2 separate regions of the Homo sapiens genome follow, and region 2 is linked to region 1. A link is an interaction called in ENCODE POLR2A ChIA-PET data of the cell type or tissue named here. Cell type or tissue: Panc1. All regions are shown on one strand. Each heading gives the region's core, and the rest is flanking DNA. Links, peaks and the distances in the headings are about the cores only.

Region 1 (16,713 bases), core at 5,352-13,351:
ACTTCAATTCTCACAGTCGGCATTATTACTTCCCTTTGTGTAACCTTTGGGAAGAAATTCAATATGAATCAGATTTTGTTTTTAGCCCCCGCCAAAGAGGGACTTTTTTTTTTTAATACAATGAGAACAGACTCAGCCTTAGATCAAAATACTTATGTCACAATGGAAGATCTTTTAGGAGTACGATTGCGTCCTCTGCCTTTCATTGTTTCATAATCTGCGATTGCACGTCTCTTCCCGTCCCTAATTTAGAGCGGGTGCGCCTGCTGCTTAAACCCTTTGACTTCTTTCAACTCAGGCTTCCTCTTTTCTAATTTTTTTCTCACCATATTTGCAAACCTGAGATTTATTACTGGCTGCTTCCCAGTCAAGGGAACATGCAAATCTCTCAGACTTCAAGGGAACATCCCAGTTTTTGACTCTCAGCCTTTCTTGTTCTACGGGCTGAGTTTGGATCTTTAGTCTTCCCAGAGATTCTGTGAGTGGTGAGATAGGCTTCCCAAATTTTCTTCCCTCGAGTTACCTAAATTCTGTTTCTGATGTTTGAAACCAAGATTTTTTTTGTGTGTGGTAAAAAACACATAAAATGTACCATCTTAACCATTTTAAGGTATATATTTCAGTAGGGTTAACTATATGCAAATTGTGAGACAGATCTCCAGAACTTTTTCATCTCGCAAAACTGAAACTCCGTACCTATTAAATAACTCCCCATTTCTCCCTCCCTCCAACTCCTGGCGACCACTATTCTAAACTCTGTCTCTACAAATTTGTCTACTCTAGACACCTCATATAAGTGGAATCAGACAGCATTTGTGTTTTTGTGATGAACTTATTTCACTTAGCATAATGTCCTCAAGGTTCATCCATGATTTAGCATGTGACAGGATTTCCTTTTTTATTTTTTGACTTTTTGTAGACATGGGGGTCTCTCCATGTTGCTCAGGCTAGTCTCGAACTCCTGGGCTAAAGCAATCCTCCTACCTTGGCCTCCCAAAGTGTTGGGATTACAGGTGTGAGCCGCCACCATGCCTAGCTAGGATTTCCTTTTTAAGGCAGAATAATATTCCATTGTATGGACAATACCACATTTTGTTTATCCATTCATCCATCAATGGACATTTGGGTTGGTTCTACCTCTTGGCTGTTGTGAATAATGCTGCCATGAAAACCATAGGTGTGCAAATATCTCTTCGAGATCCTGCTTTCAGTTCTTTTGGCTATATACCCAGAAGTGGGATTGCTGGATCAGATGGTAATTCTATTTTATTATTTTGACACAGGGTCTCACTCTGTTGCCCAGGTTGGAGTTCAGTGATGCAATCTTGGATCACTGTAGCATTGAACTCCTGGGCTCAAGTGATCCTCCCACCTTAGCCTCCTGAGTAGCTGCGACCACAGTTGTGCACCACCACACCTGGCTAATTGTTTAATTTTTTTTTTATGAAGATGGAGTCCCACTATGTTGCCTAGGCTGGTCTTGAATCCCTGACCTCAAGCAATCCTCCCACCTTGGCCTTCCAAGGTGTTGGAATTACAGGTGTGAGCCACCACACCCAGCAGGTAGTTCTATTTTTAATTTTTTGAGGAACCACTATACCGTTTTCATCTTTTGGTTTTTAACTCAGATACCTAAGTTTTAATCTGTTTGTTGATTAAGAAGTGTACGTCAGGCCAGGCACCGTGGGTCATGCCTGTAATCCCAGCACTTTGGGAGGCCGAGGCATGCGGATCACCTGAGGTCAGGAGTTTGAGACCAGCCTGACCAACATGGTGAAACCCTGTCTCTACTAAAAATGCAAAAATTAGCCGGGCGTGGTGGTGCGTGCCTGTAGTCCCAGCTACTTGGGAGGCTGAGTCAGGAGAATCGCTTGAACCCAGGAGGCTGAGGTTTCAGTGAGCAAAGATCATGCAACTGCACTCCAGCCTGGGCAACAGAGTGAGACTCTGTCTAAAAAAAAGAAAAAAGAAAAAGAAGTGTATGTCAAGGAAACACCAATATTTTGTCACACAATGAGAAAAAAATGGGTGGAGCAGAATTTATATCAAATTGAAATTACAAAATGAAATTATAGCAACCTTCCAGTAGTGGGCCTTTCATTTTGAGATCAGACTCTTCAAAATTTAGCTTCATTTTCAATCTATGATTTTTCACTTCTTTGTACTGTTTTTGGTCTCGTCTCATCAAACTTCATTTCCTCTACTAGAATGAATTCTCAGAGATAAAGAGGAGTTAGAAATCTACTTTTTTCTCCTTTGGAGCTCTCTTTAATTATTAGGTGAAATAAAACTAGACAAAAAACAAAGCTACTGCATGCCCACCATTACATATTTTTATGGCTAATATTATGTATACTTTTGTTCAGACAGATGGTGCTGTTAAGAAGGAAACTTCTAGCTGGGCACAGTGGCTCATGCCTGTAATCACAGCACTTTGGGAGGCCGAGGCGGGCGGATAACAAGGTCAAGAGTTCGAGACCAGCCTGGCCAAGAGACCAGCCTGGCCAATATGGCAAAACCCCGTCTCTACTAAAAATACAAAAATTAGCTAAGCGTGGTGGCGGGCGCCTGTAATCCCAGCTACTCGGGAGGCTGAGGCAGGAGAATTGCTTGAACCCGGGAGGTGGAGGTTGCAGTGAGCCGAGATCGCGCCATTGCACTCCAGCCTGGGCGACAGAGCGAGACTCCAACTCAAAAAAAAAAAAAAAAAAAAAAGAAGGAAACTTCTTGATCGAGCTCTGCTGTTCTATACCTTTACACCAAAGTACTCTGATTGTTTGTTAAAATACACACACATGGCCGGGCGCGGTGGCTCACACCTGTAATCCCAGCACTTTGGGAGGCCAAGGTGGGCAGATCATGAGGTCAGGAGATCGAGACCATCCTGGCCAACATGGTGAAACCCAGTCTCTACTAAAAATACAAAAATTAGCTGGGCATGGTGGCGGGCGCCTGTAGTCCCAGCTACTCAGGAGGCTGAGGCAGGAGATTTGCTTGAACCTGGGAGGCAGAGGTTGCAGTGAGCTGAGATCGTGCCACTGCAGTCCAGCCTGGTGACAGAGCGAGACTCTGTCTCAAAACACACACACACACACACACAAACACACACGCACACGGTCCAATCTCTTTTTTTGTTTTGTTTCTTGAGACACAGCCTCACTCTGTCACCCAGGCTGGAGTGCAGTGGTGTGATCTCGGCTCACTGCAACCCCCTGCCTCCTGGGTTCAAGCGATTCTCCTGTCTCAGCCTCCCAGTACCTGGGATTGCAAGCATGCACCACCAGGCCCAGCTAATTTTTGTATTTTTAGTAGAGACAACGTTTCACCATTTTGGCCAGGCTGGTCTCGAACTCCTGGCCTCAAGCAGTGACTCGACCTCCCAAAGTGCTGGGATGACAGGATGACAGGCGTAAGCCACTGCGCCCGGCCAGAACTTTGCATGTTTCAAAGAACTCCAGGTAGGCTTTTTTTTTTTTTTTTTTTTTGAGATGGAGTCTCGCTCTGTCACTCAGGCTGGAGTGCAAGTGGTGCGATCTTGGCTCACTGCAACCTCTGCCACCCAGGTGCAAGCGATCCTCCTGCCTCAGCCTCCTGAGTAGCTGGGACTACAGGCACGAGCCACCACACCTGGCCAGGCTGGTCTTGAACTCCTGACCTCGTGATCCGCCTGCCTCGGCTTCTCAAGGTGCTGGGATTACAGCAGTGAGCCACCGTGCCCGGCCTCCAGGTAGGCTCTTACTTGGAGTGTCCACTTGTAGGTTCCCACGCAGTTTTGCTTCTAGTGGTTCTAGTGAGTATTGAAAGCTAATGACTCACCGGAATGTTTACTCTTTTAATTCTTTTAACAGTCCGCCTGCCGGTCTCCTTCTACCTTTGATGTTAACTGGCTAACACTGTGGTTCATTTCCTGTTATTTGCAACTTTGGAATTAAACTCATACATGAAATCAAAGCAAATGAAAGGCGCAGGTCAGCTATCCTGTTAAGGGCTACAGCTGTGGTTCTGGAAGCTTCCAGTCCAACAACTAGCTTGTTTTCCCTCCTCCCCGCCCCCTGTGGAGGCCTCTCTTTCTTAGGCAGGGTAATTAAGGTTGGCCTAAGGCTTTCTAAGCAAATGTGTGTTCTGCACCAGTGGTTAGTTTTTCCTACACTGAGTCACATATCTTGCTGCTAGGGAAATCTATTTGACAAGACTCAAGTGGAGAATTTGTCACAGTTTGTTTAGCATGTAAGGCCTTGTCCTTGAATGCCCTTTACCCCTTAGATTCTGGATATAATGATATGGTGGTACACGTTTGCTTATTAGCTGGTGGGAGGGGGTGAAGAGGAGTCTTTATGGGCAGTCGTTTTCTTTTCTTTTTCTTTTTTTTGGGAGGAGACGGTCTTGCTCTGCCGTCCAGGCTGGAGTGCAGTGGCGCGATCTCGGCTCATTGCAAGCTCCCCCTCCCGGGTTCAAGCAATTCTTCTGCCTCAGCCTCCCAAGTAGCTGGGATTACAGGCATCTGCCACCACGCTTGACTAATGTTTGTATTTTCAGTAGAGACGGGGTTTCGCCATGTTGGCCAGGCTGGTCTCGAACTCCTGAGCTCAGGTGATCCGCCCACCTCGGCCTCCCAAAGTGCTGGGATTACAGGCTTGAGCCACTGTGCCTGGCCATGGGCAGTCGTTTTCTTACACAGAATTTGGAGTCAGAGGTACTTGTTTTCATCTGTTTACAACCGGTTCAACATTCCAAGGTCATAAACTTACACATCTACCTCATAAATTGCTTGTACAGATTAAACAAGATAATGTAAGTTATGTGCAATAAATGTTGTTCCTCGATAGCCGCCTATTTAATCACGTATTAGAAAAACATTCTCAGCCAGGCGCGGTGGCTCATGCCTGTAATCCCAGCACTTTGGGAGCCCGAGGTGGGTGGATCACGAGGTCAGGAGATGGAGACCATCCTGGCCAACATTGTGAAACCCCGTCTCTACTAAAAACGTGGTGGCAGGTGCTTGTAATCCCAGCTACTCGGGGGGCTGAGGCAGGAGAATCACTTGACCCCTGGAGGCGGAACTTGCAGTGAGCCGAGATCGTGCCACTGCACTCCAGACTGGTGACAGAGCAAGACTCCATCTCAAAAAACAAAAAAAGAAAAAAAAAAAAGAAAAAGAAAAAAAGAAAAACATTCTCGCTGTATTATAGTTTCTGTCATAAGAAAAGAATCAAATTGGCCAGGCGTGGTGGCTCACGCCTGTAATCCCAGCACTTTGGGAAGCCAAGGTAGGCAGATCGAGACCATCTGGCTAACACGGTGAAACCCCGTCTCTACTAAAAATACAAAAAATTAGCAGGGTGTGGTGGCGGGCGCCTGTATTCCCAGCTACTCGGGAGGCTGAGGCAGGAAAATGGCGTGAACCCGGGAGGCGGAGCTTGCAGTGAGCCGAGATCGTGACACTGCACTCCAGCCTGGGCGACAGAGGGAGACTCCGTCTCAAAAAAAAAAAAATCAAATTTAGGCTGGGCACGGTGGCTCAAGCCTGTAATCCCCAGCACTTTGGGAGGCCGAGGCAGGTGCATCACGAAGTCAGGAGTTCAAGACCAGCCTGGCCAAAACGGTGAAACCCCCGTCTCTACTAAAAATACAAAAATTAGCCAGGCGTGGTGGCGCACACCTGTAATCCTAGCTACTCAGGAGGCTGAGGCAGAAGAATTGCTTGAACCCGGGAGGTGGAGGTTGCATTGAGCTGAGATTGCACCACTGCACTCCAGCCTGGGCGACAGAGCAAGAATCTGTCTCAGAAAAAAGACAAAAAAAAAAGGATCAAATTTACCAAGTCTTATCTGGTACTCTACTACATGCCAGGCCTGCGGGTGCTGTGAAAGGTAGGAGGCAGAAAAAAGCATAACATGACATGCTGGCAAGCCGTTTAGGACTCAGGCAGGGAGGAAAGCTACGCCATGTGATCTATTAAGCAATACGGGTCAGTCTATAAGTAAGAGGTACAGTTCTGAGTGGGACTGAGCCCTGTGACCTGGGGTGGAGTCTTGCGCTGGGAGTTCAAGGACTGAGAACGGAATAGGAATTCCCGAAAAAAGAAATCGGTCAGGCTTGGTGGCTCACACCTATAGTCCCAGCACTTTGGGGGACCTAGGTGGGCAGATCACTTGAAGTCAGGAGTTCAAGACCAGCCTGGGCAACACAGGGAGACCCTGTCTCTACAAAAAATAAAAAAAATTAGCCGGGCATAGTGGTGCGCACCTGCAGTTGCAGCTACTTGGGAGGCTGAGGTGGGAGGATCATTTGAGCCCAAGAGGTCGAGGTTGCAGTAAGCCGATATCACACCACTGCCCTCCAGCCTGGGCAACAGAGCGAGACCCTGTCAAAAAAAAAGAAAGAAAGGGCCGAGCACAGTAGCTCACGCCTGTAATCCCAGCACTTTGGGAGGCCAAGGCAGGTGAATCACACGAGGTCAGGAGTTCAAGACCAGCCTGGCCAACATGGTGAGACCCTGTCTCTACTAAAAATACGAAAATTGGCTGGGCATGGTGGCGGGTGCCTGTAATCCCAGCTACTCAGGAGGCTGAGGCAGGAGAATCGCTTGAACCCAGGAGGCAAAGATTGCAGTGAGCCAAGATTGCCAACTGCACTCCATCCTGGGCAACAAGAGCGAAACTCTGTATCAAAAAAAAAAAGAAAGGAGGGAGGGAGGGAGAAAGGAAAGAGGAAGGAAGGAAAGAAGGAAGGAAGGAAGGAGAGAGAGAGAGAAAGAGAAAGAAGGAAAGAAAGAAAGAAAAAGAGAGAAAGAAAGAAAAGGAAAGGGGAAAGGAAAAAGGAAAGGAAAGGAAGAGAGAGATCATAAACTGCTGCTGCGCTGTTATGTCAATGCTTGGCTCAGATTCCCACAGGTCTTGAATGTGCAGGAGAGTCAAAACTCTCTTCTCTTAGTGTCCTGGCTGAGCCTGAGAATTAAATTGACATAAAGTATATTAACAGGAGAAAAGCGTACTAATTTAATGTAAGTTTTATGTGACTCAGGAGCCCTGGGAAGGAAATGAAGACCCAAAGAAGTGACAAAACCAACAGGCTTTTGTATTAGGTTGAACAAAGAGAGGCAGTTGTGGAAAAGTAACTAAATTATGTGGGGAGTTTGTTAAAGGAAGGTAAGAATTAGTTTCACAAAGTATGTTTGTACAGGATTCTCAGAGCTGTGACTCCCCGGGGAAGAATGTTACTTTTTTCCTGGTACAGGGAGGGCATGTTCACATGGGAGTTTCTCTCTCCTGTTTGCAGGAAGCAAAGGGGAGATTAGAATGCCCTTCTTGTATCTGCTGTTTTTCAAGTGCCTTTAGCTTGAAGTAATCCTTACGTCATGGTGGCATATTTTGGCATAGAGTATTCTGCCACCCTTCAGCTGCATTTTGTAGCAGGCGCACCCTCAAGGCAAGGAAGATGACAGCCAACAGTCCCAGGCTACAGCCTCCAGCTTGCGAACTATTGCGAAATAGTGTTAGCCATGAAATCCTGGCTTGGCCCAGTTTGCCCAGCCCTGAGCCAACTCTTTGGGATGGTCTTGGAGAGGGGCAGGGCATCATGACTGATCATTGTACCAGGTAACCATGCAAGCAGTAGAGGAGTTCTCCAAACGAATGAAAGGAAATGGGGGCACTTTGGGAGGCCGAGGCGGGTGGATCACCTGACGTCAGGAGTTCCTGGCCAACATGGTGAAACCGTCTCTACTAAAAATACAAAAAATTAGCCGGGCATGGTGGCGGGTGCCTGTAATCTCAGCTACTCAGAAGGCTGAGGCAGGAGCTTCACTTGAACCCAAGAGATGGAGGTTGCAGTAAGCTGAGATGTCGGCACTGCACTCCAGCCTGGGCAACAGCAGTGAGACTCCATCTCAAAAAAAAAAAAAAAAAAAAAAAGTTTAATATGTTGCTCATTTCTCAGCCCTTGCTGTTCAGCACATTTTCCCCACAGGTTCTGACAACTCTGTTTTTTTTCCTGCTCGCTTTCCTTGTCCTACTTGCAAATCATGTGATTCTACTTTTCAGTGCTTTCTCTTTCTCTTCATCTTCCTTATCCTTTGGACTCTTCATTAGGGCTTGTTTTGGACTTTTTCTAAAACAAAGCACTAATAATGAAAACCTTTCCTAAAAGTTGTTAGGGTACTGTATGCAATGTATACTGGGATAATTGGGCCTGTTACCCTAGGAACCACCCCAGACTGCCCCCTAAGAGTATAGGTGGGAGTGTACAGATTGTGATGATGATATGATTCTGTTTTATAAAATGAAAGAAGTTAGACATGAATCCAACAGCATCAGCCACAACAGCTTCAAAAAGAAGTCTTCCATATAAATAATTCATATTAAAAGATTTTTTTTTCAGTTAGAATAAATAATCCCCTTCTAAACCTTTAAATCATCCAGAAAACATATTTGATGTTTCTGTCCCCAAGTATATACGTGTGTTTTATTTTTTATTTTATTTTATTTTTTGAGACGGACTCTCGCTCTGTCACCCAGGCTGGAGTGCAGTGGCATGATTTTGGCTCACTGCTACTTCTGCCTCCTGGGCTCAAGTGATTCCCCTGCCTCAGCCTCCCAAGTAAGTGGGATTACAAGTATGTGCCACCATGCCTGGCTAATTTTTATATTTTTAGTAGAGATGGGGTTTTACCATGTTGGCCGGACTGGTCTCAAACTCCTGGCCTCAAGTGATCCGCCTGCCTTGGCCTCCCAAAGTGCTGGGATTACACGTGTGAGCCACCGCACCCAGCCTATATGTGAGTTTTATATTCTTTGTTTATTTTCAGTACTCAAATAGTAAAGGCAAAGGTTTATCTGAGTTCTGATGATAGCTTCCTTAACAGGAAATGAAACTGCCAATGTTCCACAAAGCAGACAAAGTACCTAATTTGTTGAAAAAAATCATGCTGAATCACCAGAATAAAACTGTCTTAAGCGTAATCAACTGAACATTTGTGTGTAACTATTTTTAAAATTAACTTGCCTTCAAAATTAAATGGCTCTATAGACAGTCATGTAATGGTGTGATCCACAATTTAAAATGTATTTTTAGAATTTCCGACTTACGTGCTGATTAGAAAACCTGCAAGTCACAATCATTTGACATTCTGGAATAGGGCAGTTGGAGTTGGAAGTGGGAAGAAAAGTCACTGGAAAATTTTAAGAACAAAGTAATGTTAGGCCATATATACTACTTTTTATTTCTGTATAGTCTGAATTGTTTGTGAACTGCTTTTACTTTAACACGATTAGAAAATTGCATAGCTTTACACACTGTCAAAGGTTTTTGGAGGGCTTGTTTTTATTTATATTTATATTTATATTTATTTATTTATTTATTTTTGTAGAGACAGGGTCCCACTGTGTTGTGCAGGCTGGTCTTGAACTCCTGGCCTCAAGCAATCCTCCTGCTTTGACCACCCAAAGTGCTGGGATTACTGGCGTGAGCCACTGAGCCTAGCCTTGTTTTGTTTTTTAATTTTATTTATTTTTATTTTTATTTTTGAGATGGTGTCTCGCTCTGTCGCCCAGGCTGGAGCACAGTGGCACGATCTCGGCTCACTGCAACCTCCACCTCTCGGGTTCAAGCGATTCTTCTGCCTCAGCCTCCCGAGTAGCTGGGACTACACGTGTGCGCCACCATGCCCAGCTAATTTTTGTATTTTTAGTAGAGACGAGGCTTCACCATATTGGCCAGGCTGGTCTCGAACTCTTGACCTCGTGATCCGCCTGCCTCAGCCTCCCAAAGTGCTGGGATTAGAGGCATGAGCCACCACGCCCAGCTTGTTTTGTTTTTTTAAGTAACTACTTTGTTAGTTGATTATTTGGTTTACCTCACAGTCTTCCAAATTACTTTTTAGTTTTATTGGTTTTTAAAATTTTAAATTGAGACGGGGTCTTGCCATGTTGCCAAAGCTGGTCTCGAACTCCTGGGCTCAAGCGATCCTCCCACCTTGGCCACCCAAAGTGCTGGGATTACAGGCATGCGCTGCTGCACCTGGCCTACTTTTTATTTTTATTTTCATTTATTTATTTAGTTTTTTTAAAGACAGGGTCTTGCTCTGTCACCCAGGTTGGAGTGCAGTGGGGCAACAATAGTAGCCTCAAACTCCTGGGTGCAAGGAATCTTCCTGCCTCAGCCTCCCAAGTAGCTAGGACTACAGGCATGTGCCACCATGCCCAGCTATTTTCTTAATTTTTTGTAGAGACAGAGTCTTACTATGTTGCCCAGACTAGTCTCAAATTCCTGGCCTCAAGCAGCCCTCTCACCTTGACCTCCCAAAGTGCTAGGATTACAGGGAAGAGCCGCTGCACCCAGCCCCAAATTACTTTTTAGAATATATGCTTTATCACTTTGCTCACTTTACACACATGAGAAACACTTTTTACTAGAGAAACACACTTTTCTACTAGAGAAACTGGAAAGCAAAATACTAGAATTCCCAGACTCCCTTACAGCTAAGGGTTGCCAGGTGACACATTGCAGCCAATGAAATGTAGGTGGAAGTGCTTGGAGATGGCTTTCTTCAGAATTTAAAAAACAAAAAAAGGCCAAGCAGTATGAGGAAAGGCTGTGATTTTTTTTACCTGCTGCCTTCCGCCATTTCCCTGTGTAGAATGGACACATTGCAGGAAGCGACATTGAGCTGAGAGCTGAGGGGTCGGGCACGGTGGTTCACACCTGTAATCCCAGCGCTTTGGGAGGCGGAGGCGGGAGGATCACCTGAGGTCTGGAGTTCGAGACCAGCCTGGCCAACATGGTGAAACCCCCGTCTCTACTAAAAATACAAAAAATTAGCTGGGTGTGGTGGCAGGCACCTGTAATCCCAGCTATTTGGGAGGCTGAGGCGGGAGAATCGCTTGAACCCAGGAGGCGGAGGTTGCAGTGAGCCGAGATCACACCACTGCACTCCAGCCTGGGTGACAGAGTGAAACTCCGTCTCAAAAAAAAAAAAAAAAGGTGCAAAGAATGTGATTTCTGGTGTACTATACATTATGCACATGGCTTACATCTATTTTTTTCTTTTTTTGAGACAGTCTTGCTCTGTCGCCCAGGCTGGAGTGCAGTGGCATGATCTCGGCTCACTGCAACCTCTGCCTCCTGGGTTCAAGCGATTCTGCTGCCTCAGCTTCCTGAGTAGCTGGGATTACAGGTGCCCCCCCCCCCACCACGCCCTGGTAATTTAAATCTATTTTTATTGCTTCAGAATCTTGGCACAGCTCATTTAGCTTGTTCGGTTAATGGAAAGTGCCTGTTCTATAACTTAATGACAAAGCCATTCCTTACTATCAAACCAATCAGCCAAATCAGACTAACTTGTAAACGATTGTGCAGACCAGACATGGTGGGTCATGCCTGTAATCTTAGCACTTTGGGAGCCTAGGTGGGCAGATAGCTTGAGGCCAGGGGTTCAAGACCAGCCATGAGCAAGATGGCGAAACCCCGTCTCTACAAAAAAAAAAAAAATTAGAATAAAAATATTAGCCAGGCATGGCGGCGTGCACCTGTAGTGCCAGCTACTCGGGAGACTAAAGTGGAGGATCACTTGAGCCTGGAAGGTTGAGGCTGCAGTGAGCCATGATCTCGCCACTGCACTCCAGCCTGAGTGACAGAGTGAGACCCTGTCTCAAAAAAAAAAAAAAAAGCAATTTGTCATCTGGATTAAACAGCTGCCATTTTTTTTTCTTTTCTTTTTCTTTCTTCTTTTTTTTTTTTTTAACCAAAGCTCTCTTTTTTCAGGTCTTGAGAAAGCAAATTGTCCCAAACTTAATCTGGAAGAGAACTTTTAGGGCTGAGGTAGTTTACAGTCTGTTCCGGGACGTAATCAGCAATCCTGATGTAATGTTTGAGTAATCTTTTTCTGGAAAGTTATGGTTTCCCCCCAGCTGCCTGGCTGCTGAGACTCTGTAACCCATAGTTCATTGTATCACTTTTATCTCTACCAAGAAAGCAGTCTTCAAACTGACTTGCTGAGGAGCTTCTTTCTTTGTGAAACTTGAAATAAAACCCCAGTACATGCTCCTACCTAAGTAATCTGAGAAGGGGTCTCAACTCTCTGGGAACTCTTCCCTTGAGAGCTGTACATTCCTGAATTATTCTTTGGTTTGGTGCCCAGAGGTTTTTACACCTTGGGGGTAGCACCCTCTGCTAAGATTCAGGGTAGGTTAGGGGTACACCTTTCTTTAGTAAGGTGGGAGAAGGGCATTCATTTATTTATTTTAGGGACAGGGGTTTCACTGTGTTGCCCAGGCTGGTCTCAAACTCCTGGGCTCAAGCAATCCACCCACCTCCTCCTCCCAAAGTGTTAAGAGTACAGCCGAGGCCAGGCACGGTGGCTCACCCCTATAATCCCAGCAGTTTGGGAGGCCAAGGCAGGTGGATCACCTGAGGTCAGGAGTTCGAGACCAGCCTGGCCAACATGGTGAAACCTCATCTCTACCAAAAATACAAAAATCAGCAGGTGGTGGTGGCAAGCACCTGTAATCCCAGCTACTCAGGAGGCTGAGGTAGGAGAATCACTTGAACCTGGGAAGTGAAGGTTGTAGTGAGTCGAGATTGCACCACTGCACTCCAGGCTGGGCAACAGAGCGGGACTCTGTCTCAAAAATAAATAAATAAAAAGAGTGCAGCTGTGAACCACCCCATCTTGCCAGGAAGGGCATTTATGAAAGAGGAGAGAGGCAAGAGGAGCCAAGTGTGACCTCCTATTATTATTATTTTAATTTTTTTTCTTTTTTAGAGACAAGCTCTCACTCTATTGCCCAGGCTGGTCTCAAACTCCTGGGTTCAAGGGATCCTCCCGCCTTGGCCTCCCCAAGTGCTGGGATTACAGGTATAAGCCACTGCGCCCAGCCCAAGTGTGACCTCTTAACCTCAGGAGCATTTTCAGGTAGACCATTTCTGGAAAGAGTATATATAGAAGTTGAGGTTTGGAACCCAAGTTCCTTAAAACTCAGTACCTTGGAATCCTCTTGTATACCTCAAGCAACAAATGTTTCCCAGTTTGATGGCCCTAAACTAGATGTCTCTCTCCTATATGCTTGGGGCAGAGGCTTATATAAATGACCTAGAGAGTAACTTATCAGAGATGATGTCAAGTGATTATTCTGAAGGCCCTTGGAGCAGCATCCTTCTACATCTTTTCTAATTTCCCCAAAGTCCGCTCTTCTCAGTTCCAGAGAGATCATATGGTGCCCATTAAAAATAGTCTTTAGAGACTGGGCGCGGTGGCTCATGCCTGTAATCCCAGCACTTTGGGAGGCCGAGGGGTGGGGGCGTGGATCACCTCAGGTCGGGAGTTCGAGACCAGCCTGGCCAACATGGAGAAACCCCGTCTTTACTAAAAATAGAAAATTAGCCAGGTGTGGTGGCGCATGCCTGTAATCCCAGCTACTTGGGAGGCTGAGGCAGGAGAATCGCTTGAACCCAGGAGGCGGAGGTTGCGGTGCGCTGAGATTGCGCCACTGCACTCCAGCCTGGGCAACAAGAGCGAAATGCCATCTCAAAAAAAAAAAAAAAAAAGAAAAGTCTCTAGAAGGCAGGCCTTGATTGAGTAGACTTGAAAGAAACAAGCTGTTCTGAATCTGTCCCCTAGGGGTTGGAGCATAAGAAACCTAAGGGTTTGTTTTCAAAGGTAATTCTAGAAAAGTTATCATCTGAATCAAGACTTGTGTATATTTCATTAGAAGAAAGGCATATTCTTTAAAAGAATACTTTTGGTTTTGGCTTTTATCACTTGCAAATGTCAACTTTAAATTCTCACTTCTTCTCTTGGTCCAAATGTTATGGAAATGTCATTCTTTCCTACAAGTCATTACCAGGAAATACTTAGGTCTTAAAAGGTACCTTGGGCTTTTCCCCACTGAGTTGTAGTTAGAAAGAATAATAAACATCATGAAATTCAAACCTAGGACAATATACCCGGAAAAATACTAACACAATAACCTGGGCTGCAAAACTTGTTTAGCAAGTTTCAACTGGAGGTTAATTAAAATCGGCTTGGAAACCTCTTAAAATACAGACTGGCATGTAAACCACACACACGCAGCACCACCTAGATTCTTCCCTCAGGAGCTTTCTCCTCTCCACTTCCCTGGATTTCTGTGGGAACGTTTCCCCAGAATTCCATCCGGTCTGGCGGAGACCATGGTGCCCCTGAGCATAACACAAGCCTTTTTCTCCCATCTCAGGGGAGGACCAAGAGGACGGTGGATAGACAGGCCCCTCCTTCGCAGTTCTAACAAACAGTACCCCGACATTCAGCTCCTTAAGCCTTTGAGCCCTTTTGGAAAGTGGGGTGGTATTGGAGTGGGGGGGTCAGGGCGAATGGAGGATTGAAAGAATTTCCCCCAGTGTTACATGTTTTTGGCCAGGCACAGTGGCTCATGCCTGTAATCCCAGCACCTTGGGAGGCTGAGGCAGGTGGATCACTTGAGGCCAGGAGTTTGAGACCATCCTGGCCAACATGGTGAGACTTAGACTTCATCTTTACAAAAATTAGTCAGGTGTGGTAGCATGTGCCTGTAATCCCAGCTACTCCAGAGGCTGAGGTGGGAGGATCACTTGAGCCTGGGAGCTCAAGGCTGCAGTAACCTGTGATTGTGCCACTGCACTCTAGCCTGGGCGACAGAACAAGACCCTGTCTCAAAAAAAAAGAAAAAAAAAACAGAGGAGTTTAAGTGACAGTGTTCTGGACAGGACAAGAGAGCGTGAAGAGGTCAAAGGCAGAACAGGAGAAGGTAGAAATGCCGCCTGACATTGGACTTGCCCGTAAGAGGCTATTGAACTGGCCAAACATTCTCAGACCTTAGCTGTGTATTTCTTCCGAAGTTCCTCAGGTTACCGCTATTATTCCTTTTGTCTGGGCTTGTTTGGAATGATTGTCAGCTAACACTCCGTTGGTGGATAAGCATCTGTGAGATGTGCAGGAAACAAGGCCGAGTATAATTATAACATAATTCTATAACAACATTGCCCAAGACTGCCTCAGTACTATATGCCAGAGTACATCATGACTATCTTGCTGACAGGCATTTGGATGGCGATTAGTGTTGGATCCCGTCTGGGAATCAGGCTTGAAGCCAGAGAAACTGGAAAATGATTTTTGTCTTTTAACTCCTTGGAGGCCTGTGTGGAAAATTCAGGAGAGCACATTTTTGTTTCTAGCAACAGAACTCAAACGTAATTTGGCCAGGCATGGTGGCTCATGCCTGTAATCCCAGCATTTTGGGAGGCCAAGGCAGGTTGGGTCACTTGAGGCCAGGAGTTCGAGACCAGCCTGACCAACATGGAGAAACCCCATCTCTACTAAAAATACAAAATTAGCCGGGCGAGGTGGTGCATGCCTGTAATCCCAGCTACTCCGGAGGCTGAGGCAGGAGAATGGCTTGAACCCGGGAGGCGGAGGTTGCCATGAGCCGAGATTGCGCCATTGCACTCCAGCCTGGGCAACAAGAGCGAAACTCCGTCTCAAACACTTGCCTTGCCTCAAATCTGCTGTGGAGGCCAAGGGAAATCTTTCCCTTCGCCTTCTGACGGTTCACTGGAATATCAACTGACAAAAGGCAGATTAGTAGAAGAAATGGCATACAAATTTATCAATGTTCACGGAGGGAAATCACAGAGTGATTACTGCAACCCATCCTCCAGGGGGTACAGAGGTTTATATACCATCTTGAGGTTACAGAAAGAATGGGGCTTGGTAGCTGGGTGTGGTGGCGGGCACCTGTAATCCCAGCTACTCGGGAGACTGAGGCAGGAGAATCGCTTGAACCTGGGAGGTGGAGGCTGCAGTGAGCCGAGATCACGCCACTGCACTCCAGCCTGGCGACAGAGCTAGACTCCGTCTCAAAATAAAATTAATAAATAAAAATAAAAGAATGGGGCTTGGATCCTGGCAAAACAGGTTGGAGGAGAAGTCCTCTTCTAACCTGTTTAGGGGGAGAAGAGGAGGCCTGGCTAGCAAAGTGGGTCTTGTTATGTAGATCAAACCTCACAAGTGGTAGCCCTTTTTCAGGCCTCCAAAGGCCTCCAAAGGCGTCAGACTCTCAGTCAATCTTTCCTAGATCCGGACAAGGGAGGGCCTCCGAGAAAGCAGGGCTGCATCAATGCGGATTTTCTCTACACATACAAAGCTCCACAAAAGGCAGCTTTGCAGCTATTCTCGTATTTCCAGCCCTTCTGAATAGCCATCTTGAAATACGTCAAAGAAGTATGTTTTGGGGTGAAACATGTTGGCTTCCTTCACTGGTCTTTTGTGGAAGTGTCGAATTTTCTTGCAGAGCTGGCAGAGACGTGTTGAGACAGGGAACAGTGGACAGGAAGACTGCATTCTCCCTGTTCCTCGACACCGAATCTAAGCACAGGCAAGACCTTTTCCAGGTTTCAAAGAAACAGTCTTAGCCCTAAAGCACCACCAGTGTTTAATGAGGAAACACTACCATGAATGGTTAGTGAGACTAGACCATGAGTTGTAGTTCGTGAGGTATATGTGCAACCCGGCTACCCAGTTCAGATCTCAATCCTGTTGCCTCCTGGTTGTATGACATAAAATAAATTGATTTGTGCTGGGCATGGTGGCTCACGCCCTTAATCCCAGCACTTTGGGAGGCCGAGGCCAGTGGATCACTTGAGCCCAGGAGTTTAAGACCAGCCTGGGCAACATGGCAAGACCCGTCTCTGCCAAAAAAATAC
Region 2 (8,773 bases), core at 1-8,000, 61 kb after region 1:
AGAAATAACCATGTTAGTAGATTGTGACCCAGTACCTGGCCATGAGTCTGGGTGAGGGGGTTCCTGGTAAGTCAGGGCAAGGGTTCCTTACCCTGATGCCACAGTTGGCTAGTCCAGGAGTGTGTACCTGATCCAAATTGGACCAATGAATCTCTTCTCAGAACTTTTTTGTATTTGGGCCGTAGAAATTTCAGTCAGTCTGTATGTGTGTGGCTGTGGTTGTAAGATGTAAAGTTCAGGAGCTTCTATTGCCATATGGAGAATGTCATTACATAGAGAGAAAAAAGAATGAAGCCAGTATGCAAAGGAAAGCAAAGATAAGCAATAGAGAGAAGGCATCTGCATGGCATTAAGTCCCTGGTTTCAGCTGTTCCAGCCAAAATCGATGGTGTTTATTATATTGATGAGAATGTGTCTTTATAATTTGGAAATTGACGGAAGGCGACTTGATTGCGGGAAAAACTATAAACTGTACCTACCTATTATACCATTTACAAAAAATTCTCTCTTGTACTTATTTTTTCTCCCTGAGCCTCCTATTGCTTCAAAGAAAAGTTCAAGTAAAAAGAAGAACAAAAATAGCATAATTCAATACAATATTTATTGCCCTCTGTGTTAGGTGTGGTAGAGTATAAAGAAATATGGCTGACCCAAAACCAACAAGACAATCACTGAAAAGTGACTTGTGAACAATGTGAACAATGTGACAAAAATGAAAAGACAATGTGAACAAAAATGAAGGAGAGATCCTTGTAGGCTAAAAGGGGAGTCTTCCAGATGTGAGATTGATAAAAGCAGGGAAAATTCAGTAGAAAGAGAAAGCCGAAGACCATGCTCCATGTGTAACTCATGAAGTGATTCAAAACAGAAAGCTAGCTTAATTCAAATCAATACATTTTTACTAAGTATGGGGTATTGCGAAAAAGCATATGGCCCTTGCCTTTTAGGAAATTGCCGTATTTAGAGGCAAAGCAAGACTTGCTTATATTCTCAAAAGATCCCCACTCGTTACCTTATTTCCCCTTTAAACCGCTTTACCATATTTGAGATCATGTTATTTGCTAACTTGTTTGTTGATTTGTTTTCCTTCCTTATCAAGAGGCAAGCCCCTTAAGGGCGGGGATTTTTGTCCTTTTTTCTTTTTGCAACCCCAACCTCTGCAATAGTGCCTGGCACAATGCAAACAGCTCAATAATAATTCGTTGAAAGAAATGGAGAATTAGATCGTAGGGTGAAATAATCTTAAACTCTCTGGCCTTGAATCTCTCTAGCTCGCCCAAGATATCAAACATTGGGGGTCAGGCCGAGAAGAGGAGAGGAACAATTTTTTCCTGTTAGGTCAGTGGTTTTTAGCCTTTGGTTACATTAGCATCACCTGGGGGCATCTTTAGACATCATCCCGAAGCCCAGACCGCACCCAGGACTAAACTAGAATCTCCAGCCAGTGGGTCTCAAGCATCAGTTTTTTGTTGTTTTTTTTTTGAGACATTGTCTCCTTCTGTCGCCCAAGCTGAAGTGTAGTGGTGCGATCTCGGCTCACCGCAACCTCCGCCTCCCAGGTTCAAGCGATACTCGTGCCTGTCCCCCGAGTAGCTGGGATTACAGGCGTCTGCCACCACGCCTGGCTAATTTTTGAATTTTTAGTAGAGACAGGGTTTCGCCATGTTGGCCAGGCTGGTCTTGAACTCCTGACCTCAGGTGATCTGCCCGCCTAGGCCTTCCAAAGTGCTGGAATTACAGGCGTGAGCCACCGCGCCCGGCCAAGTATCAGTATTTTGGAAAGTTGCCCAGGAGATTCCAATGTGCAGCCAAGGGGAAGAACAGACGGAGCCAAGGCGCGGGGATCAAGGATAAAGGAGACAAGCTCCACTAGGCAGAGCCGGGCCTCTTCTCGACGTCACGCCCTGGCGTTGCTGCGTGGTTCGTTTACTCAACCGAGAATAGGCCGGTCCTCGCTGTAGCAACACGACCCGCACAACTGATTGAGTGGGAAGCTCCGCAGAGGCGGACTCCAGCCTCCCGCCAATGAACGGGTAGGGTCCGCCCGGCACAGCGCGGCCACGCCCCCTGGACGCCGCGGTCCCGCCCCCGGACACCGCTGTCCGGCTCCCGGGCTGTCCTCAGCAAGGGCGCGGTCTGGTACTCGTGCGTCTTTTATCGCCTCAGTTTCCCTCCGCCGACTAGCGCGCGGGGCCCGGTTCTCCATCGCGCGCACGGCAGCCTAGCGCAATGAGGCGGGCAGCACTGCGGTAGGTGGCGGGGCGTGGAAGGGGCTGGCAGGGCGGTAGCCTGGGGTGCCATCGTCTTCCCCTAGAGCTTCGGGCTGGCCCCGGCGGAAGAAGTGGGCCACGCATGGGCATTTGGGCTCTATGATAAGGGGCGCTCGCCCACTGTACCTCCGACCGGACATAAGCCCGCCGGCCTTTGGTTGGGAGAACCTCGCCCCCACTTTGGCGACTTCTAGCACTGAGTTTGATATTAAAAGCAAAGCAGCACTTTTAAGGGAGGAAGTTGGGTGTTCCCTAAAATTCCTTTGGCCTTGCTCATCCGGGGTGTGGTTGGTAGCCGCGTCGGGGTAGCCCCTTGTCAGAAAGATAATATTTGGAGTTCTATGTTACCTCTAGCCCTTCATCTTCCTTTGGAGAACATTTTTAGGATTAAATGCTTGACCTACTTCGGCTCTTACTTAAGTTTGTTGTAACATTGGCAGAGATTACAGGGTACCTTTTGGCTCCCAGGACCCTAGGACTGTGCGTCTAGGACCCTGGTGCCAATTTGAACTTAACTTTAATGAGCCGCAAAGCCCTTATAAGAGGCTGGGTGCTTTGATTGGGCCACGTGGGTAAGGGAGGATGCCTTTTTGTATATGTAATCTTCCCAGCTGGCACAGTTAAGGCCTGAGGGCCTTAGACTCCAGAGCGTGTCTAGCTCTCCCTAATCCCTTTCACCCGAGCATGCCACCCTTTCCAAGTTTTCTGCCTGGCTGCATCCCAGGGGGCTCACACCTGCTCCAGTTTCTGAAGTTATCTCGCTGCCAGTGGGCCTGTCCCCCTGATGTGACTCATAGTGCTTTTGACTCACATTAACCCCATCAATTCTCTTGGGGGTCCTGGATATCTCTCTCTCTCTCTCTCTCCCTCTCTCTCTCTCTCTCTCTCTCACTCACTCACTGTTCCTGGGGACTTTGTTATCAGTTGTAAGGGTTCTGTCTTGTTTATAGTACTTAAAAACAAACAAAAAACCTTTGTTAAACTATTTGAAGGCAGACTGAAAGTCATTATGAGAGGGGCCACAGTTGACTTTAGCTTGCAATGTGAAAGGTCTTCTACAAAAGCTCCATGGTCTTGTTCAGGTGCTTTCTCTTATAACCCTGTGTTCCTTTCTTGAAAATTCTATTGAGGCCGGGTGTGGTGGTGCACGACTGCAGTCCCAGCGTTTTGGGATGCTGAGGTGGATGGATCACTTGAGGCCAGGAGTTCGAGACCAGCCTGGCCAACATGGTGAAACCCCGTCTCTATTAAAAATACAAAAATTAGCCGGGAGTGGTGGTGCATGTCTGTAGTCACAGCTACTTTTGGAGGCTGAGGCAGGAGAATCGCCTGAACCGGAAGGCAGAGGTTGCAGTGAGCTGAGATCGCGCCCCTGCACTCCAGCCTGGGCAACACAGTGAGATTCTGTCTCAAACAAAAAACTATTGAACCTTAAGCGGATAATCTCTTAGTGTCTAGTGAGAGGAGGAGTTCACAAATGAATATAGACTGAGATGATTAGGTTCTTTGACTGGTGGGCAACCTTTGTAGCTTCTTTTCTTTTTTAGACTTGCAAGAGGCACCTTTGTTTAGTCTCTAAATAGAGGTTATTTCCTCAGAGTGGAGGGCATATGAGTGGTATTGCCTGTTATTGCACTGAACACTCTTCCTTGCCAACTGCTGTAAGCTTGGGACCCAGGGCTGAGCCAGGGTGAGTTATGTGACTCCCCAGGTAGGCCATGGAGGCCTTGAGTTTTCTTTTTTTTTTTTCTCTTTGAAATACTTTTTTTATTTCTTTGGGATATATGTCCAGAAGAGAAATTGCTGGATCATATGGTAGTTATATTTTTAATTTTTGGAGGAACTGCCTCATTATTTTTCAAAATGGCTGTACCAGTTTACATTTTCACCAATAGTGTACGAGGGTTCCCTTTTCTCTACATCCTCACCAACACTTGTTATCTTTTGTCTTTTTGTAATAATCATCTTTTTATTATTATTATTATTATACTTTAAGTTTAGGGTACATGTGCACAATGTGCAGGTTAGTTACATATGTATACATGTGCCATGCTGGTGTGCTGCACCCATTAACTCGTCATTTAGCATTAGGTATATCTCCTAATGCTGTCCCTCCCCACTCCCCCCGCCTTGAGTTTCTTGATCTCCTTTGATTGGAAAGGTTCAGTTACAAGGTCCTGGGATTTGAGTGTTGCAAAGGCCTCTCCACAGTAAAGGCCTAGAGGTTTTGCTATAAGTAAGACTCCTGAGGGCTTATCAGGAGATAAGCCAGTAACCCTGAGGTACTGAAGTGTTGAGTATTGATTAAAACCATTCTCCCACCTCCTCCACCTCAGTGCGGTGTGTGTGTGTGTGTGTGTGTGTGTGTGTGTGTGTGTGTGTGTGTATGTATTGGGGGAGATCGGAAGAACTGGGCTCTATCTGGACTCTGCTGGTGTGCCTGTTGACTGGCACTGGGGGAAAGTCGTCTGAAACTGGGGCCTCAGTTTCTTAAGGAGGTTGGTTTGAATCAGAATCTTCAAATATAGGGGGATCTGAGGGTACAAAAAGGGTCTGTGCACCTCCTGAAATAGTATATACCATTGTGTGTGTGAGCAAAAATGTATTCCAACCCTTCCCACGCCCGCTCGAGGTCCACAGTTTCCATCAGATTATCAGTAAATAGGATACCAAATGTAGTGAAAAGTTACCATTACATGCCAGGCGCGGTGGCTCACGCCTATAATCCCAGCACTTTGGGATACTGAGGCGGGCAGATCACTTGAGGTCAGGAGTTCAAAACCAGCCTGGTCAACATGGTGAAGCCCTGTCTGTACTAAAAACACAAAAACTAGCTGGGCATGGTGGTGCACAGCTGTAATCCCAGCTGCTCGGGAGGCTGAGGCTGGAGAATCGCTTGAACTCGGGAGGTGGAGGTTGCAGTGAGCCAAGATGTTGCCACTGCACTCCAGCCTGGGTGACAGTGAGACTGTCTCAAAAAAAAAAAAAGTTACCATTACCCGAATACTCTTGAATGCTATGTTGACAGTATGATATAGATTTATTATTACCAATATGCTATTGGTATAAGCAACATTTTTTTAAAAAGTGTTCCAATTATGCCTTTGTTGTGCCACAGGAATGTATTTCCAAATTTTTTAAGGCAGCATGCAAAGCAATGGGGCTCTAGGACTACAATTTTCCAAATAAATTGGCCCAAGTGTTTCTCTGTATTCATTAACTCCCTTCTTTTCTCTCCTCATTTGATTCTATGTTTGGCAGTGGTCCGTGATAGTGCCTGGCTTAGGCTATCTTTCCTTTTTTTTTGGAGACAGAGTCTTGCTCTTTTACCCAGGCTGGAGTGCAGTGGTGCGATCATGGCTCACTGCAGCCTCGACCTCCCCGGGGCTCAAGTGATCCTCCCACCTCAGCCTCCTGAGTAGCTGTGACCACAAGTGTGCACCACTACGCCTGACTAATATTTTAAAATTTTTTTGTAGAAACGGGATCTCCCTATGTTGCCCACACTGGTCTCAAGTGATCCTCCCGCGTTGGCCTCTCAAAGTGCTGGGATTACAGGCGTGAGCCATTGTGCCCAGCCTGGTTCTTTTTGATCTTTAGGGGAGACTTTGGAGAAGCATGACTTTCTGGAATAATGATAGCTAGAGATTTTTGAGGACTTGTCAGTATATTAGACATGCTCTTCTAGACGTGCCCTTCAGGGTTTAATATGTGTTAATTCCTTTATCCTTTTGACAATCCTATGGGATAGGTAGTATTATTATCCCCATTTTACAGATGAGGAAACTGAGGATCAGGGAGGTTAGGTAACTTGTCTAAGGTAACTCAGCTAACAAGCAGCATGATTGGGCTCTTTTTTTTTTGAGACAGAGTCTCGCTGTGCAGTGGCACGATCTCGGCTCACCGCAGCTTCCGCCTCCTGGGTTGAAGCAATACTCCTGCCTCAGACTCCCGAGTAGCTGGGACTGCAGGTGCCCGCCAGCATGCCCAGCTAATTTTCATATTTTTAGTAGAGACGGGGTTTCACCATATTGGCCAGGCTGGTCTCAAACTCCTAACCTCAAGTGATACGCCTGCCTCGGCCTCCCAAAGTGTTGGCATTACAGGCATGAGCCACTGCGCCCAGCCTTTGGGTTAACCCCTATACTGTATTGCCTCTCACACAAACAGGATGGAATGATTTTCATCCCTCTTCAGAAAATGCTGCTTCTTAGTGTAACAAAACAATTTCTGTGTATATGTGTATTTATTCAGGTATGTGAGACTGGTTATATAGCTCCTGTTAGTGATGCGTATTCAGGGTATTTAGCCATTCAGAATCAGATCCCATTTCTTATGTTGGATACATTTAACGTGTCTATTATAGTTCCTATTAATGTGTTGGGGGTCATGATTTTTTTGCTCTTTCAGCTAATGGTAGCAATAGAAAGGATTAGCTTTTTCCAGTGTGTTCTTTAAAACCAGATATATTCAGTTGTAGAATGCTAGTTTCTTTTTTGAGATGGAGTCTTGCTCTGTTGCTCAGGCTGGAATGCAATGGGGCCATTTCAGCTCACTGCAACCTCTGCCTCCTGGGTTCAAGTGATTCTGCCTCAGCCTCCAGAGTAGCTGGGACTACAGGTGTGCGCCACCATGCCTGGTTAATTTTTATGTTTTTAATAGAGATAGGGTTTCACCATGTTGGCCAGGCTGGTCTCGGACTCCTGACCTCAGGTGATCTACCCACCTCAGCCTCCCAAAGTGTTAGGATTACAGGCATGAGCCACCATGCCTGGCTGCTTGTTTCTGAGATGGAAGAATGAAGGAATACTTACTCTGTTTCCTTCAGTAAGGCATATGAACCTATAGAAGATACATAAAACAAAATAATGAAAAAAATGGAAAATTCAAATCACGTTCTGAGAAAATGCAGATTAGATGGTCAAAAACAAAAAGACGGCCAGGTGCGGTGGCTCATGCCTGTAATCCCAGCACTTTGGGAGGCCAAGGTGGGCAGATCACAGGGTCAGGAGTTTGAGACCATCCTGGCTAACATGATGAAACCCCGTCTCTACTAAAAATACAAAAAATTAGCCGGGCGCGGTGGCGGCGCCTGTAGTCCCAGCTACTCGGGAGGTTGAGGCAGGAGAATGGCGTGAACCCGGGAGGCAGAGCTTGCAGTGAGCCGAGATCGCACCACTGCACTCCAGCCTGGGCGACAGAGCGAGACTCTGTCTAAAAAAAAAAAAAAAGACAAATATTAATCTGTATACGAAAGTACAGGAATTGAATATTTATCGTGAAAAAGTGAAGCTAAAATATTTAAGAGAGAGGCTTGTTAGCTGTGTGATTGAAGAATAAACAGATCCAAAACCCCAAACCCTCCAGCAAGAATTTTGGTCTTAGTGGACCAGCAGGGATTGTATTGCAACCAAATAAGATGACTGGTGACTAAGAAGTTCAATTAGCCAATGAGTATGTGCTCATATTTCTGTGTTCTGTGCAATTAGATGATTTGACTTGGTGAAAGGATAAGGATTTGTTCTAACAGCACAGTGTCAAAACTGCATGTAGATTTTACAGAATACTGTAAATACTGAGAGGCTTTCTCTGAATGCTGTCATTCAGAAGAGAAACCTATAGTAGCTTGGTCTGTAAAGAAAACTAAAAATATCTCTTTTTTTTGTTGTTAGTCATTGCTTATTCCCACATTAGGTGGTGAGAATTTACTAGTAAATTGAACTGGAATGAGTGACAGTATCTGGGGTTCTGGGTTTTTTTTGTTTGTTTGTTTTATTTTTGTTTTTGTTTTGAGACAGAGTCTTGCTCTGTTGCCCAGGCTGGAGTATAGTGGTGTGTTCTCGGCTCACTGCAACCTCCATCTCCTGGGTTCAAGCGATTCTCCTGCCTCAGCCTCACAAGTAGCTGGGATTACAGGTGCCTGCCACCACACCCGGCTAATTTTTGGATTTTTAGTACAGACAGTGTTTCACCATGTTGGCCAGGCTGGTCTCGAACTCCTGACCTCAAGTGATCCACCTGCCTTGGCTTCTCAAAGTGCTGGGATTACAGGCATGAGCCACCACGCCTGGCCTGCGGGGTTCTTAACCTATTCAGTGCCTTGCCTTCTTCAACTGTGCTCTCACAGATCAGTTTATTAATCTGTGATATTGCCTGTGTGCTACCCCTGACATAATATTGTGTGATTAGGAGTCAATGCTTAAGCAATAATGAACCAAAATCAACTTATTTTGGGAGAGTAGGTTAGGCACATTTAGGTAGACAGCTTTTATTTTTTATTTTTTTGAAGCAGGGTCTCACTCTGTTGCCTAGGCTGGAGTGCAGTGGTACAATCTTGGCTCACTGCAGCCTCGACCTCCTGGGTTCAAGTGATCCTCCCATCTGAGCCTCTTGAGTAGCTGGGACCACAGGTGCATGCCACCACGCCCGGCTAATTTTTGTATTTTTTGTAGAGATGGGGTTTTGCCATGTTGCCCAGGCTGGTCTTGAACTCCTGGGCTCAA

Evidence for each region. ChIA-PET counts read pairs that join two places held together with the same protein. Peaks named below come from ENCODE experiments on the same cell type or tissue, not always from the same donor. Only the 100,000 strongest peaks of a DNase experiment are listed, where the experiment ranks them.
Region 2: POLR2A ChIA-PET joins it to region 1 with 10 read pairs; 6 of 35 experiments call an interaction of 5 or more read pairs at or near these places.

What each region holds. Positions count from the first base shown.
Region 1 is chrX:23,794,832-23,811,544 of GRCh38, reverse strand. No RefSeq gene overlaps it. Among named protein-coding and RNA genes, the nearest start is that of SAT1, 20 kb to the right of the region's middle. RefSeq lists enhancers at 3,269-4,468, 4,076-5,074. In Panc1, for the core only: no CTCF peak of the experiment used is centred there; no DNase peak of the experiment used is centred there; H3K27ac peaks cover 2,999 bases.
Region 2 is chrX:23,736,601-23,745,373 of GRCh38, reverse strand. ACOT9 (acyl-CoA thioesterase 9) reads left to right here and starts at 2,098. Exons shown (of 16, transcript NM_001037171.2): 1 at 2,098-2,249. The coding sequence starts at 2,230. RefSeq lists a silencer at 1,929-2,248 and an enhancer at 2,519-2,568. In Panc1, for the core only: no CTCF peak of the experiment used is centred there; a DNase peak (open chromatin) is centred at 1,933; H3K4me3 peaks cover 2,496 bases; H3K27ac peaks cover 1,132 bases.